Regions from separate parts of the Homo sapiens genome. Here region 1 is linked to region 2. The links are chromatin contacts, found by Hi-C in ENCODE. All regions are on one chromosome and are shown on one strand. The core of a region is the stretch at or near the end of the contact, and the rest is flanking DNA. Distances in the headings are between cores, read along the strand shown.

Region 1 (3,802 bases), core at 550-3,049, 160 kb after region 2:
ATCTCAAATTGTAATCCCCACATTCAAGGGAGGGACCTGGTGGGAGGTGTTTGGATCATGAGGGCGGTTTCCCCCATGCTGTTTTCGTGATAGTGAGTGAGTTATCATGAGATCTGATGGTTTAACAAGTGTTTGGTAGTTCTTCCTGCATTCATTCTTCTTGCCACCTTGTGAAGAAGGTGCCTTGCTTTCCCCTTGCCTTCCGCCATGATTGTAAGTTTCTTGAGGCCTTCCTAGCCATGGGGAACTGTGAGTCAATTAAATCTATTTTCTTTAAAAATTACCCAGTCTCAGGTGGTATCTTTATAGTAGTGTGAGAAAGGACTAATACATCCATCCTGACTTTGATCTATGGCCTGAGGTCCTTTCTTAATTTGAGAACTATTTGCCATTTGCAGAGAGTAGGAATAACAAATTAGTTTCATTTTCAAACCTGGCCAGATCTAGCTCCTTTACATGTAACAGTTTATTCTTTAATTCATCTCTCTTCTCTTGCATTTCATCACAGGCATTGACAGGAGGTCAGTGGGCACTTCTGTATTCTGCCTGGAAATCTCCTTGGATGTCTAACTACAATTATTAGGGACTCTTTTTTATATTGCCTCAGTTGGTAACTGAGTGACTTTTTTGCCACTACAAGGATCTTTTTTTTTCTAGTTTCTGATATATTTTTCTTACTTTTTTCTATCCTTCACGGAGGCCCATGAGGCTTCTGCCTACTACCAAGTCCCAAAACCAATGCCTCGATTTTAGGATTTTGTTACAATAGTATCCCATATCCAGATACCAAAATCTATTTTCATTATCTACTGCTGCCTAATAAAAAATAAGTCACTTTAAGACGTAGTGACTTAAAATATTACCAGTTATTTATTTTGCCCATGGAAATACAATTTGGGCAGGGCTTGGCAGGGACAGCTAGGGTGGCTCAACTGGGGTGGGAGAATCCACACCCAAGACGGTGCATACATATGGTCTGGCTGTTGAGTGCTCTCTATGTGGGCCTCTCTATAGGCAGCTTGGCTTCCTTACAACATGGCTGCTGGGTTCCAAGAGCAAGTGTCCCAAGAGAAAGGAAATGGAAATTTCTTATTCTTAAGGTCTGAATTCAGACACTGGTATGCATCTCTATTAATGTGTAATAAGTGGCTCCTCAAACTTCATAGCTTGAAACAACAAACCTTTATCTCTCACAGTCTCTGAGAGACAGGAGTCCAGAGTGACTTAGCTGGGTGGCTCTGACTCAGGGTCTCATAAGGTCGCTGTTAAGACACACTTTGGAGCTGCAGTCGTCTAAAGGCTTGGCTGGGGCTGAAAGATCTGCTTCCAAACTCATGCATGTGTTGTTAACAGACGGCTTCAGTTCCTTGCCACAAGAGCTGTGCCCTAGGACCTCTTGCAACATAGCAGCTGATTTCCTCAGAGCCAGTGATCTGAGGGAGAGAGACCAAATAAGACAGAAGCCACAGATGCCAGGCGCGGTGGCTCACGCCTATAATCCCAGCACTTTGGGAGGCCGAGGTGGGTGGATCACGAGGTCAGGAGATCAAGACCATCCTGGCTAACATGGTGAAACCCCGTCTCTACTAAAAATACAAAAAATTAGCTAGGCGTCATGGCGGGCGCCTGTAGTCCCATCTACTCGGGAGGCGGAGGCAGGAGAATGGCATGAACCGGGAGGCGGAGCTTGCGGTGAGCCCATATCGCGCCACTACACTCCAGCCTGGGTGACAGAGCAAGACTCCGTCTCAAAAAAAAAAAAAAAAAAAAAAAAAAAAGCCACAGTGTCTTGTTAGGACTTAGCCTTCAAAGTCACACAGCATCACTTCTGCTTAGTGACTAGAAGCAAGTCACTAAGTTCAGTTCAGCCCACAGGCAAGGGGAAGGAAACAGGTTTTACCCCAAAGGAGGAGTATTAAAGAATTTGGTGGGCATATTTTTATAACCACTGCAGTGTTACTTCCATTGTGTTTTATTGGTCCAGCATTCCTGGTGTGCTGATTCAAGGGAAGGGCCACTATAACAAGTCTCAATGAGAGGTGTGTCAAAGAGTTTCAGTGCCATGCTCTAAAAAGTGCCACAGTATTTATTGAGACAGAAGGATTTTGAGAACTGAAGACCTGGACAGAGAGCTTTTCAGTCAGAGGAAATGGCCTGTTCCATTTATTTACTGAAAAGAAAAATATCATGGAGCATCTAGGAAGTGTCAGATCTGGTTCTAGGTACTGAGGATGCAGTAGAGAACAGGACAAGATCCCCCTTCCTTTTTTTTTTTTTTTGAGGCAAGGTGTTGCTCTGTTACCCAGGCTGGAGTGCAGAGGTAAGATCATAGTTGACTGCAGCCTTGAATTCCTAGGCTCAAGCCATCCTTAGCCTTAGCCTCTGGAGTCACGGGATTATAGGCATGAGCTCCTGGCTCAATGTCTCTTCTTTTTTGATAGCTGTGTTCTCCCATTGGCCACAGTGGAATGGAGCTAGATATGCCTGGGCTGAATATGGAGGAAAAGCTCAGCTATTTCTTCAGGAGGAAGAGTAGTCTAGATTGGCCCAGGTATAGGATTAGTATTGTGGTAGCTCTTCAGAGTTGGTTAGGACCAGGATACACAGAGCTCTGAATTGTAGGCTAAGGATAAGAGCATTTTAGGGAGCCATTACCATGTTTTAGCGGAGTAGTGACATGATTAAAACCAGACTTTAGGAAGCGTAATCCGGCCATGTTGTACACAGAGGGATGGATGTGGCAACACCTTGGGAGTCATGGAATTAACTAGGATGTTAGAAATGAAAAAAGGAAGAAAAGTAGGCTAGTATAGGAAATCTACTACAGATAGGTAATTATTGATTTTTGGAAGAACCATGATGATATTAATATATCCAGTTGAGTGTGGTGTAATACACATTAAGAAAAGTAATTTAGAGAGCCCATTGTTTCTCTCCCTTTTCACTGTACACACCTTAAGTGTGTTTTAGTCACCTCTTTTTTTCCATTCTCTATTTCTGTTTCAATTTTCCTGTTCAGCAGAGGATAGTTTGGTTTAAAGCCGATAGCAAAAGTGGATTCTGTTGTTGCTGTCCTTCCTAGACATATCAGTCCGTTCTCACACTGCTGTAAAGAAATACCTGAGGCTGGGTAATTTATAAAGAAAGGAGGTTTAATTGGCTTATGATTCTGCAAATTGTACAGGAAGCATGGCAGCATCTGCTTGGCTTCTGGAGAGGCCTCAGGAAACTTACAATCATGGCGGAAGGTGAAGGGGAAACCAGCACTTCACACGGCCAGAGCAGGAGGAGGGGGGTGGGGGAGGTGCCACGCACTTTTAAGTAGCCGGACCTTGTGATAACTCACTATGGCAACAGCATCACCAAGAGGGATGGTGCTAAATCATTAATGAGAAACTGCCCCTATGATCCAATCACCTTCCACTGGTGCTAAATCATTAATGAGAAACTGCCCCTATGATCCAATCACCTTCCACTGGTGCTAAATCATTAATGAGAAACTGCCCCTATGATCCAATCACCTTCCACCGGGCCCCACCTCCAGCACTGAGGATTACATTGCAACATGAGACTTGGATGGGGACACAGATCCAAACCATATCACTAGTGAAGGAAAGTACAGCCCTGAGCTCTATGCATACTGACGTAGAGGAAGAAACTCACCAGGGCAGAGAGATTTCTCAGTTTTTGAGTGCAGGGGCCATACAGTTAGTAGAGAGAAACTTGGGCTTTGGAATCTGAGAAGTGTGTGTTCAAGTGCAGCTTTATCATGACTTGGCTGGATGATCTTGGGCAAGTTGTT
Region 2 (4,220 bases), core at 1,334-3,833:
CCCCTGGATTCTCCTGGTTGACTTACACTCTTTGGAGTGCTGACTAGTATAGACTCTCCCAATGCTGCCTTTTGGATGAATCCTGTGATGCCACATTTTCCAGCCTTAGGACAAATGATAACCTACCCTGTAGTCTGTCCATGCTCTGGAGACCCTGCTGGTCTTACAAGATGAACTGGACAACTGCTTTCACTGATAGGCCTGAAGGAAAAGGGTTGGAACTGTCAAGGTTCCCCATTAAATACCAACCAGCAATGACAATCAAGGTGAGCTATTCTTGTGCTGGGTAGGATGCTATCTTGGGCTCTGAGTGTGTCCGGAATTGGTGGGTTCTTGGTCTCACTGACTTCAAAAATGAAGCCGCGGACCCTCGCGGTGAGTGTTACAGTTCTTAAAGGCGGCGTGTCTGGAGTTTGTTCCTTCTGATGTTCGGATGTGTTCGGAGTTTCTTCTTTCTAGTGGGTTCGTGGTCTCGCTGGCTCAAGAGTGAAGCTGCGGACCTTCGCGGTGAGTGTTACAGCTCTTAAGGCGGCGCGTCTGGAGTCGTTCGTTCCTCCTTGTAGGTTCGTGGTCTCGTTGGCTTCAGGAGTGAAGCTGCAGACCTTCGTGGTGACTGTTACAGCTCATAAAGGCAGTGTGGACCCAAAGAGTGAGCAGCAGCAAGGTTTGTTGCAAACAGCGAAAGAACAAAGCTTCCACAATGTGCAAAGGGACCGGAGAGGGTTGCCGCTGCTGGCGCCTGCAGCCTGCTTTTATTCTCTTATCTGGCCCCACCCACATCCTGCTGATTGGTACAGCCCAGTCGTCTGTTTTGACAGGGCGCTGATTGGTACGTTTACAATCCCTGAGCTAGACACAAATGTTCGCCACCTCCCCACCAGATTAGCTAGATACAGAGTGTCCATTGGTGCATTCACAAACCCTGAGTTAGACACAGGGTGCTGACTGGTGTTTTTACAATCCCTGAGCTAGACATAAAGGTTCTCCAAGGCCCCACCAGACTCAGGAGCCCAGCTGGCTTCACCCAGTGGATCCCGCACCGGGGCTACAGGTGGAGCTGCCTGCCAGTCCCCTGCCGTGTGCCTGCACTCCTCAGGCCTTGGGTGGTCGATGGGACTGGGCGCTGTGGAGCAGGGGGCGGCGCTTGTCGGGGAGGCTCGGGCTGCACAGGAGCCCACGAAGGGCGGGGAGGCTCAGGCATGGCGGGCTGCAGGTCCCCAGCCCTGCCCCGCGGGAAGGCAGCCAAGGCCTTGCGAGAAATTGAACACAGCAGCTGCTGGCCCAGGTGCTAAGCCCTTCACTGCCCGGGGCCGGCGGGGCCGGCCGGCCACTCCGAGTGCGGACCCGCGGAGCCCATGCTCACCCGGAACTCGCGCTGGCCCGCAAGCACCGCGCGCAGCCCCCGGTTCCCGCCCGCGCCTCTCCCTCCACACCTGCCTGCAAGCTGAGGGAGCCGGCTCCGGCCTTGGCCAACCCAGAAAGGGGCTCCCACAGTGCAGCGGCGGGCGGAAGGGCTCCTCAAGTGCCGCCAAAGTGGGAGCCCAGGCAGAGGAGGTGCCGAGAGCGAGCGCGGGCTGCGAGGACTGCCAGCACGCTGTCACCTCTCGTGAGTATCTCTAGTGCTGCTGGCGATGAGATGATTCAGTGTGGATGATTGATACCAAATGTATCATGGACAGTGAAGGCTGTGTAACAACACATATAGGTAGGCTCTGTTACAGGAGTTACAGTTCTAGGCCCAGTAAATCTTTTTTTTTTCACTGTGCAATTGAATTTTGGTTTTACCTATATAACATTTTCATCTGTATGAAATGTAAGCTCTATACAATTCTCCATTAGGACATTGTGTGGATTTTGGTGTTTCTGAATCTCTTCTGGCTCAGAAAATTCCCTGCTCTTGCTGGTATAATTTCATACCCAAAGAGGGCATTCTAACCTTGAAAGAAGTTCAGCTCAGCAGAGCGTCTGTCATTGCCTTTCTCTGTAAACACAGTTTTCCTTCTTCCTTGGCTTCTCAGGTGTTTTAGCTCCAGGGAGGAAATAGTCACAGTGAAAATCTATTTAATAAAACCGTTATGAAAATGTACTCAACCTGAGCATGCACTGGAACAGCAGAAGATGAGGACTTGGTCTACTGCCTTCCCACCAAACCTTGCCGGCTCTGTAAATTTTCAGAGCTGTCACTTGTGAGCTATTTCCACCAAGGGAGAGCTTCTGTAAAGTTGGGGACTTGGCAGGCCATTTCGCTAATTCTTTGGGTGTTCTTTTAGCATTGTCTGCAGTGAGTGTGGGAGTCAAAGGCCCTTCAGTGCAGAGATAATGCCATCTTGTTCCCTGGAACCCCGAAAGAGCCAGAGTCAAAGGAGCTTTTTGTTTCACTCATAGAAAAACCCACAGGAAATCCCAGCTTCAGATATTCCTATTCAGTTTCCTTGTCCCTTCAGATCTCACTGTGTTTAGGCCTCCTTTGAGTGAGGCAATAACTAGTAAAAAAAAATAAAATAAAATAAATGAAAGAATGCCATTCATGGTGGCTTGGGGACTGGGCACACACACTGTATACACGGTGTGGGGGCCTTCCCCGGGACGCTGATGTCCTTGTTCTCCTAGCAGTCAAAAATTGGCCAGTGAAATACAGAGAATACTAGCTACCTCATACTGTTAAGAGAATTGACTGCGGTCAGATGTGTAGAGTTTCAAGTACATACAGTTTCTGCCTCACTGTAGGCGCTCAATATTATTATTGAGGAGCTATTATTAGATTTCACATCTCTGCCAGCTCTTGTGTCACTTATTAAGCATATGACTGGGAATAAGCTATTTAATTCTCTTCGTCTGTAAGATAGGAAGTAATAATGCTTATTTTGTGGGCCTATTGTGAGGATCATGTAAGATGAGAGATAAAAGGGCTTAGCAAACGGTAGCATATTACAGGTGGCCTGCAGCCTGCCGCTGTGCAGGTGACGTCCCACACAATGGTACTGGCCGAGGGGTGAATGGAGCCCTGGTGCTGAGGATGGCGAGCCTTTTTCTAATTCATCAGCTCAGAGGTGCCACCTTTTTCTAATTTACCCTCCCTAAGAGGACATCTTTTTATATTTTACCAGCCCACAGAAGATACCTTTTAAAAATTTGCACAATGGTACCATATGTGCTAGCTGCAATTCTGTCAACAAGAGAAAGATGTTATTTTTAGTGTAGCAGACAGAGAATTCTGGAGAGGGCACATGGCATGCTTTATCTGGCTCCAACTTGGTCATTTCTGTTTAATTTCAATGATCTGATTGCCATAGAGTCAGAGGAGCAATTTTGCTATTGCCCAAATTCTACATTTTCACTAGGATTTTCCTTGAAGGCAAGGACTATAACCCCCACCCTGCCCATCACCTTGCTTGCTCACCACTGCCCTGTACATATCCTTCAGAATGGACATTTGTTAACAATGGGTAAGAGTGTAGGCTGGCCTTTCACTTACCTTCCTGTGCTTTGCTCTTTACTGCTAGGGCTAGCAGCCGGAAAGCTACATATCCCAGGCTTTCTCGCCAGCTCATTTGCTGTTAAATTCTGTTAATAGGAGGCACTGGTGGGAGACCAGTAAGACGGAGAGAAAAACTTCCTGATTCTGGGTTTTACTGTGAGGCCATTGCAAGCAGTTGCTGTAGTGATAGTAAGGAAGGGGTGAGTTGGAACATCAGCAACCCTGCAGGTAACCCCCTTATTGGGGCTCCAATCTTAGTTGATGTAGCACTTCCTTGGTGGCTTCAGAGCCAAATGGCACAACCTCCTCAACAGTACAGCAGATTGAGAAGGCTGAGGGACATCGTTTAGGAGCATTAATGATGGGTGTCTAGCTATGACCCCCTTTTCCTTTTCACTTCTGTCCTCTCCTTCTCCTTTGTTCTCTTCTAGTTCTTTCTATATCTTTGTAACAAATTCCCTATATTAAATTTCTTCTGCTTGAGATACTTGAAGTGGTCTTAGTTTCCCTGCATTTAGCACGTGGACTCTCTGAATCTGTTGGGTGCTTAGGGCCTGGGTTTGTGCCCTAGGATCCTGTGACTGAATTCTTCCTTTCTCTTTCCATCCTCATCATGCATGCAGGATTGTCGCAGTAGCCTTTAAATAGATTTTCAGCCACCAGCCTCTTTCTGTTCACTGTGGACATTATTGGTAGTTTAATTTTTCTAAAAATCTATTTTCTGGATCCACATTTCTGCTCA

What was found. Hi-C counts contacts between places; a loop is a spot of excess contacts on that map.
Region 1: a map of gastrocnemius medialis shows a loop between it and region 2 (7-fold over the local background). The contact joins two enhancer-like sites. A Hi-C loop is called at or near these places in 3 of 168 maps with a recorded cell type or tissue (gastrocnemius medialis, heart left ventricle and psoas muscle).

What each region holds. Positions count from the first base shown.
Region 1 is chr1:231,802,197-231,805,998 of GRCh38, forward strand. All of the region lies in intron 8 of DISC1 (DISC1 scaffold protein), which reads left to right. The region is part of intron 11 of TSNAX-DISC1 (TSNAX-DISC1 readthrough (NMD candidate)); the gene reads left to right. LOC105373170 (a long non-coding RNA gene) reads right to left here. Exons shown (of 4, transcript XR_949268.4): 3 at 3,522-3,802; 4 at 3,379-3,469. Among named protein-coding and RNA genes, the nearest start is that of DISC2, 14 kb to the right of the region's middle. Within about 2 kb of position 1,800, at least 2 of the 41 ENCODE cell types and tissues checked have a DNase peak (open chromatin) inside an H3K27ac peak, as active enhancers do; they include gastrocnemius medialis, where a contact is called at or near this core.
Region 2 is chr1:231,640,864-231,645,083 of GRCh38, forward strand. All of the region lies in intron 1 of DISC1 (DISC1 scaffold protein), which reads left to right. All of the region lies in intron 5 of TSNAX-DISC1 (TSNAX-DISC1 readthrough (NMD candidate)), which reads left to right. Among named protein-coding and RNA genes, the nearest start is that of DISC1, 16 kb to the left of the region's middle. Within about 2 kb of position 2,584, at least 2 of the 41 ENCODE cell types and tissues checked have a DNase peak (open chromatin) inside an H3K27ac peak, as active enhancers do; they include gastrocnemius medialis, where a contact is called at or near this core.